2 separate regions of the Homo sapiens genome follow, and region 2 is linked to region 1. Evidence: chromatin loops called from intact Hi-C (ENCODE). Cell type or tissue: IMR-90. All regions are shown on one strand.

The links. Peaks named below come from ENCODE experiments on the same cell type or tissue, not always from the same donor. Only the 100,000 strongest peaks of a DNase experiment are listed, where the experiment ranks them.
Region 2: a loop joins it to region 1, with 2.2 times the contacts of the local background. A loop is called at or near these places in 5 of 110 quality-filtered maps.

Annotation. Positions count from the first base shown.
Region 1 is chr11:18,346,640-18,349,139 of GRCh38, forward strand. GTF2H1 (general transcription factor IIH subunit 1) reads left to right here. Exons shown (of 15, transcript NM_005316.4): 8 at 949-1,076; 9 at 1,193-1,280. LOC105376577 (a long non-coding RNA gene) reads left to right here and starts at 2,478. Exons shown (of 2, transcript XR_007062611.1): 1 at 2,478-2,500. In IMR-90, no CTCF peak of the experiment used is centred here; a DNase peak (open chromatin) is centred at 1,322; H3K27ac peaks cover 572 bases.
Region 2 is chr11:18,503,741-18,506,240 of GRCh38, forward strand. The region is part of intron 6 of TSG101 (tumor susceptibility 101); the gene reads right to left. Among named protein-coding and RNA genes, the nearest start is that of TSG101, 22 kb to the right of the region's middle. In IMR-90, no CTCF peak of the experiment used is centred here; no DNase peak of the experiment used is centred here.

The DNA.
Region 1 (2,500 bases):
TGCCTAGATTAACGTTAGAAAAAGAATTTGACTCTTTATCTTTCTGAATCCATAGTCAGTGTTTTTCTCACTATATTCTATTCTTTTTATTTACTTTTTTTTTTTTTTTTTTTTTTGAGACAGTCTCACTCTGTCACCCAGGCTGGAGTGCAGTGGTGCAATCTCAGCTCACTGCCACCTCTGCCTCCTGGGTTCAAGTGATTCTCCTGCCTCACTCAGCCTCCCCAACAGCTGGGATTACAGGTGTGTGCCACCATACCTGGCTAATTTTTGTATTTTTGATAGAGATGAGGTTTCACCATGTTGGCCGGGCTAGTTTTGAACTCCTGACCTCAGGTGACTCGCCCACCTTGGCCTCCCAGAGTGCTGGGATTACAGGTATCCTGACTCTATTGCTTTTATTTAACGTTTTGATAACTAGATCCAAATTGTTCTTTAAAAGAGAAATGCAGACCACGCACGGTGGCTCACACCTGTAATCCCAGCACTTTGGGAGGCCAAGGTGGGCGGATCACTTGAGGTCAGGAGTTCAAGACCAGTCTGACCAGCATGGTGAAACCCCATCTCTACTAAAAATACAAAATATTAGCCGGGCGTGGTGGCAGGCGCCTGTAATCCCAGCTTCTCAGGAGGCTGAGGCAAGAGAATCACTTGAATGCAGGAGGCGAAGGTTGCACTCCAGCCTGAGCAACAGAGCGGGACTCCATCTCAAAAACAGAGAGAAATTCAGTTTAAGATGTATTTTGTAATGCTAAAACGAGTTAGTGCTATTTGTTAATCTTTTATGTGCATAATGTCACTTGTTTTTAAATGTTTGTTCATAAATATTTAATGTTCGTGAGAAGTAATAAAAGTCCCATCATCCAGCAAATTTTTTCAGCTAAGCGTGTCTTATAATAAGAAAAGCAGAACCTTTTTAAAAAATTTTTAATCTATTATTTCTCACAGGGCTATGGCATTTCCTCTGTGCCATCTGCTTCCAATTCTAAATCCATAAAAGAGAATAGTAATGCTGCCATCATCAAGAGATTTAACCATCACAGTGCCATGGTCCTGGCAGCTGGACTCAGAAAACAGTTAAGTATAAATGCAGAGGTGCAGTAACTGGGCTTTTCAGGATATCCAGATGGAGTTGTGGTGTTGTTTTGCTTGTGGTTTTTAACGTTAACTTTTTTTTCCCCTTTATTTTAAGAGAAGCACAAAATGAACAAACTAGTGAGCCCAGCAACATGGATGGAAATTCCGGAGATGCAGACTGCTTTCAGCCAGCAGTCAAAAGGGTATGGGCAAAAAAATATGAACCATTTGGGGCTCAAGTTTCTCCAAATACTTTATGTGACTGCAAGTACTGTATACGCTTATTTCCTGTGACTCAGTTCTTCTAACTAAGATGTTAAGCATTTGGCTTAAAGTGTATAGCATTACAAAGAGTATTTCCCCAGCTTTGGCTTGCCAGCCAACTTTCCATTGACTCTAGCCTGTTAGCCATTTTTATTGTTTTTTGTTTGTTTGTTTGTTTGTTTTCCTCACATGTACACATACATACAGATTGTTCTTATATGTGATTTTGTTCTCTGGGAATAAAATCTTCATTCAACAGAGGCAATATGACAGAAAAACCGAAGTTTCATGTATATGATTTTTCAAAGAAAGTGAATTGGCCCTCATGTTAAACCTAGCATTTCAGAGCTGAAAGTGTCTTCTCATTAAATATTGAAGAAATCATTTGAGGGTGTGGAGAAGGATGGACAGAATTAGCTGCTTGTGTATTTATTCTTCTCCTGCAACTTTGCCACGCTATTTTGTACCTCCCTTCCTAATTATGATAAAGCTTTCTTAGAGAGCAGTCAGGCAATGTGTATTAAATGTTTAAAGCTTTACACCCTTAGTTCTACTTGTGGACATTTATTTCTTAAGAAAGATGTATACTAAGATTTAGATAGAAATATTCATTACAGTATCATAATAAAGACAGTAGCAAGGATTCTGTTATCTGTGTTGCATTAATACAATAGAGATTGATGCAACTGTTCATTATTTTGAAAGCATTAATGATAATATTGCATCAAAGAGTTCACTGAACAGATTGTACAGTACAGTTTTACACACAAAAAAAATAGTTTGTGAGCTTTAAAAGGGCCTTCAAATGAATATGCTAAACGGTTATCTTTCAATAAAGAGAGTATGGGTAAGTCTTAATTTCTTTCATTTATTTCAGTAATTTAATGTTTTTGTTGTTGTTATTGTTTGTTTTTTTGAGACAGAGTCTTGCTCTGTCACCCAGGCTGGAGTGCAGTGGTGCAATCTCAGCTCACTGCAATCTCGGCTCACTGCAACGTCTGCCTCCTGGATTCAAGCAATTCTTCTGCCTCAGCCTCCGGAGTAGCTGGGATTACAGGCGTGCACCACCATACCTAGCTAATTTTTGTATTTTTAGTAGAGACGGAGTTTTGCCATATTGGCCAGGCTGGTGTTGAACTCCTGGCCTCATGTGATCCGC
Region 2 (2,500 bases), 160 kb after region 1:
AATGCTTACTAGTCAGTGTTTCCCTTACAACGAAGAAGAAAATTAGAATAGGATGATTACTGGCCACCTGGTTAGTTAGACAATAAATCTCAATTAATCCTATTTTAGCTATAATTATCAATTCTATGACATTTGCCTTTTACAAGCGCATTAAAATTACTGATTAAAAAGAGCTAGCCCAGGCTGGGTGCAGTGGATCACACCTGTAATCCTAGCACTTTGGGAGGCTGAGGCAGGTAGATCACTTGAGTCCAGGAGTTCAAGGCAAGCCTAGACAACATGGCGAAACCATTTCTACAAAAATAGAAAAATTAGCTAGGTGTAGGGGCACACACCTGTAGTCCCAGCTACTTGGGAGGCTGAAGTTGAAAGATCACCTGAGCCCAGGAGGTCAAGGCTACAGTAGCTGAGATTATGCCACTGCACTCCAGCCTGGGCAACAGAGTGAAGCCCCCATCTCAAAAAAAAAAAAAAAAAAAAAGCTAGCCTAGGACACTGGAGCAAGAGCTCCTTCTGAGTTTATCGTCAATAATCCTTTTTCAATGCAGTGGTTCAAAGATTCTCCTATTTGTATTATCAGCTTCCACTTTATAACTTGTCCTCAACTAAGTTTTATATATGACTTGCTGAAGATTCAATGTAATCATGGTACTTCTCTTATATATCAGTATAAAAGCAAAATCAGACAAAAAAAAAAGAAAGCATTTTTGTTCCTAGTGGACACATGCTGGAGGCTACTGAACACAGTACTTTTGTTTCTAGTCTCTTCAGTAATCCATGCTATAATGCTGTAAAGAAATGTCAATCCTACTGAAATTTCTAAATCCACCTTTCTGAAAACTGGGATAAACTGCTCTTTTTTTCTGGAGTTTCTCCCATTTTGCATACCTTTGCAAAGATAATGTGATCACATTGCTGAATTTTTTTGTAACTTGGTATAAAACTCTTCTAAGCCTACAGATATTAACTTCAGAGAAATCTCCATCTGTAGCTTTATTGTTCAGAAGTCCATTTCCATAGTGTACCTTCAACAATTATTCCCTCTATGTCCAAAGCTGCTTTTTACTAGCAATTGTTCAGTAGCCTTGTAATTTCAAGGCTTCAGGTAGGATTCCATTTCTAGAACTTAATCAGAAAATTTAGGGCCTCAAGAAATCTAAAATGAATAACCTGCTTATATATTACTACCAAAGGAATCTTTCTCTATTGTCCCTGACAAATGTTCTTCTAATCTCTGCTTACCTATCCAAAGTGACAGAATGCTTATTACCTTCTAAAAAGTTGTGAAATTAAGACAACCCAGAAATGAAGTGTTTGCTAAATTAACTTTCAAGATCCTAGATATTATATATGTACATATATATATTTACCTATGACATGTGTTCAGAAATCTGGCTGCATTTATCCATGAGGATTATGACTGGGTTATATGAAACTAAGAAGACTTAGTAGAGTTAAATTTTCCTTGCTAATTGTTAGAGCAGCTGGAAGTCTCATCTTGGCATCAGTATATGCCAATCTTTTTTTTTTTTTTGAGACAGGTTCTCACTCTGTTGGCCAGACTGGAGTACAGTGGTGCAATTACGGCTCATTGCATCCTCGATCTGTAGGCTCAAGTGATCCTTCCACCTCACCCTCCCAAGTAGCTGGGACTACAGGTTCACACCACCATGCCTGGCTAATTTTAATTTTTTTTGTAGAAATGAGGTCTACTATGTTGCCCAGGCTGGTCTCCAACTTCTGGGCTCAAGCAATCCCTACCTCGGCCTCCCAAAGTGCTGGGTGGGATTTTAAGTTAGCCCATAGACCACCTTTGGAGAGTACTCCTAGATTACCACTGAAACAAGTACACATTTAAAACATGGGTTAGTAATTATTTATCATTGACTTTCTAGCGTGTGTTAACAGACTGATTTCATTGTTAATTTAATTTAGTTACCTATGTTATTACTAAATGGATAATAAAGGTTGATAGTACAGGTAGTCTATGAACTGAATAAGTAAATATCATGCGACAAGTTTGACCCCATTATCTGAACCATTAATTGATTCCTGCAATGTATAGAAAAGATAGGTTGTGGGGTTTTGTTTGTTTGAGAGAGAGTTTTGCTCTGTCGCCCAGGGTGGAGTGTAATGGCGCGATCTCGGCTCACTGCAACCTCTGCCTCCTGGGTTCAAGCAATTCTCCTACCTCAGCCTCCCAAAGAGCTGGGATTACAGGCATGTGCCACCATGCCTGGCTAATTTTGTATTTTTAGTAGAGATGGGGTTTCACTCTGTTGGCCAGGCTGGTCTCGAACTCCTGACCTCAGGACCTCAGGTGATCCGCCTGCATCGGCCTCCGAAAGTGCTGGGTAAGATTACAGGTGTGAGCTACCACACCCGGCCTTATTGCTAGAATTTTAAGGTGTGTGTGTATAATTTGAAAGGAGTTTCTTTCAATCTACAGAAAAGCAGCTCCTGGGCTGCATTTTTATTTTAAAGAGGAAAGAAATGGGTT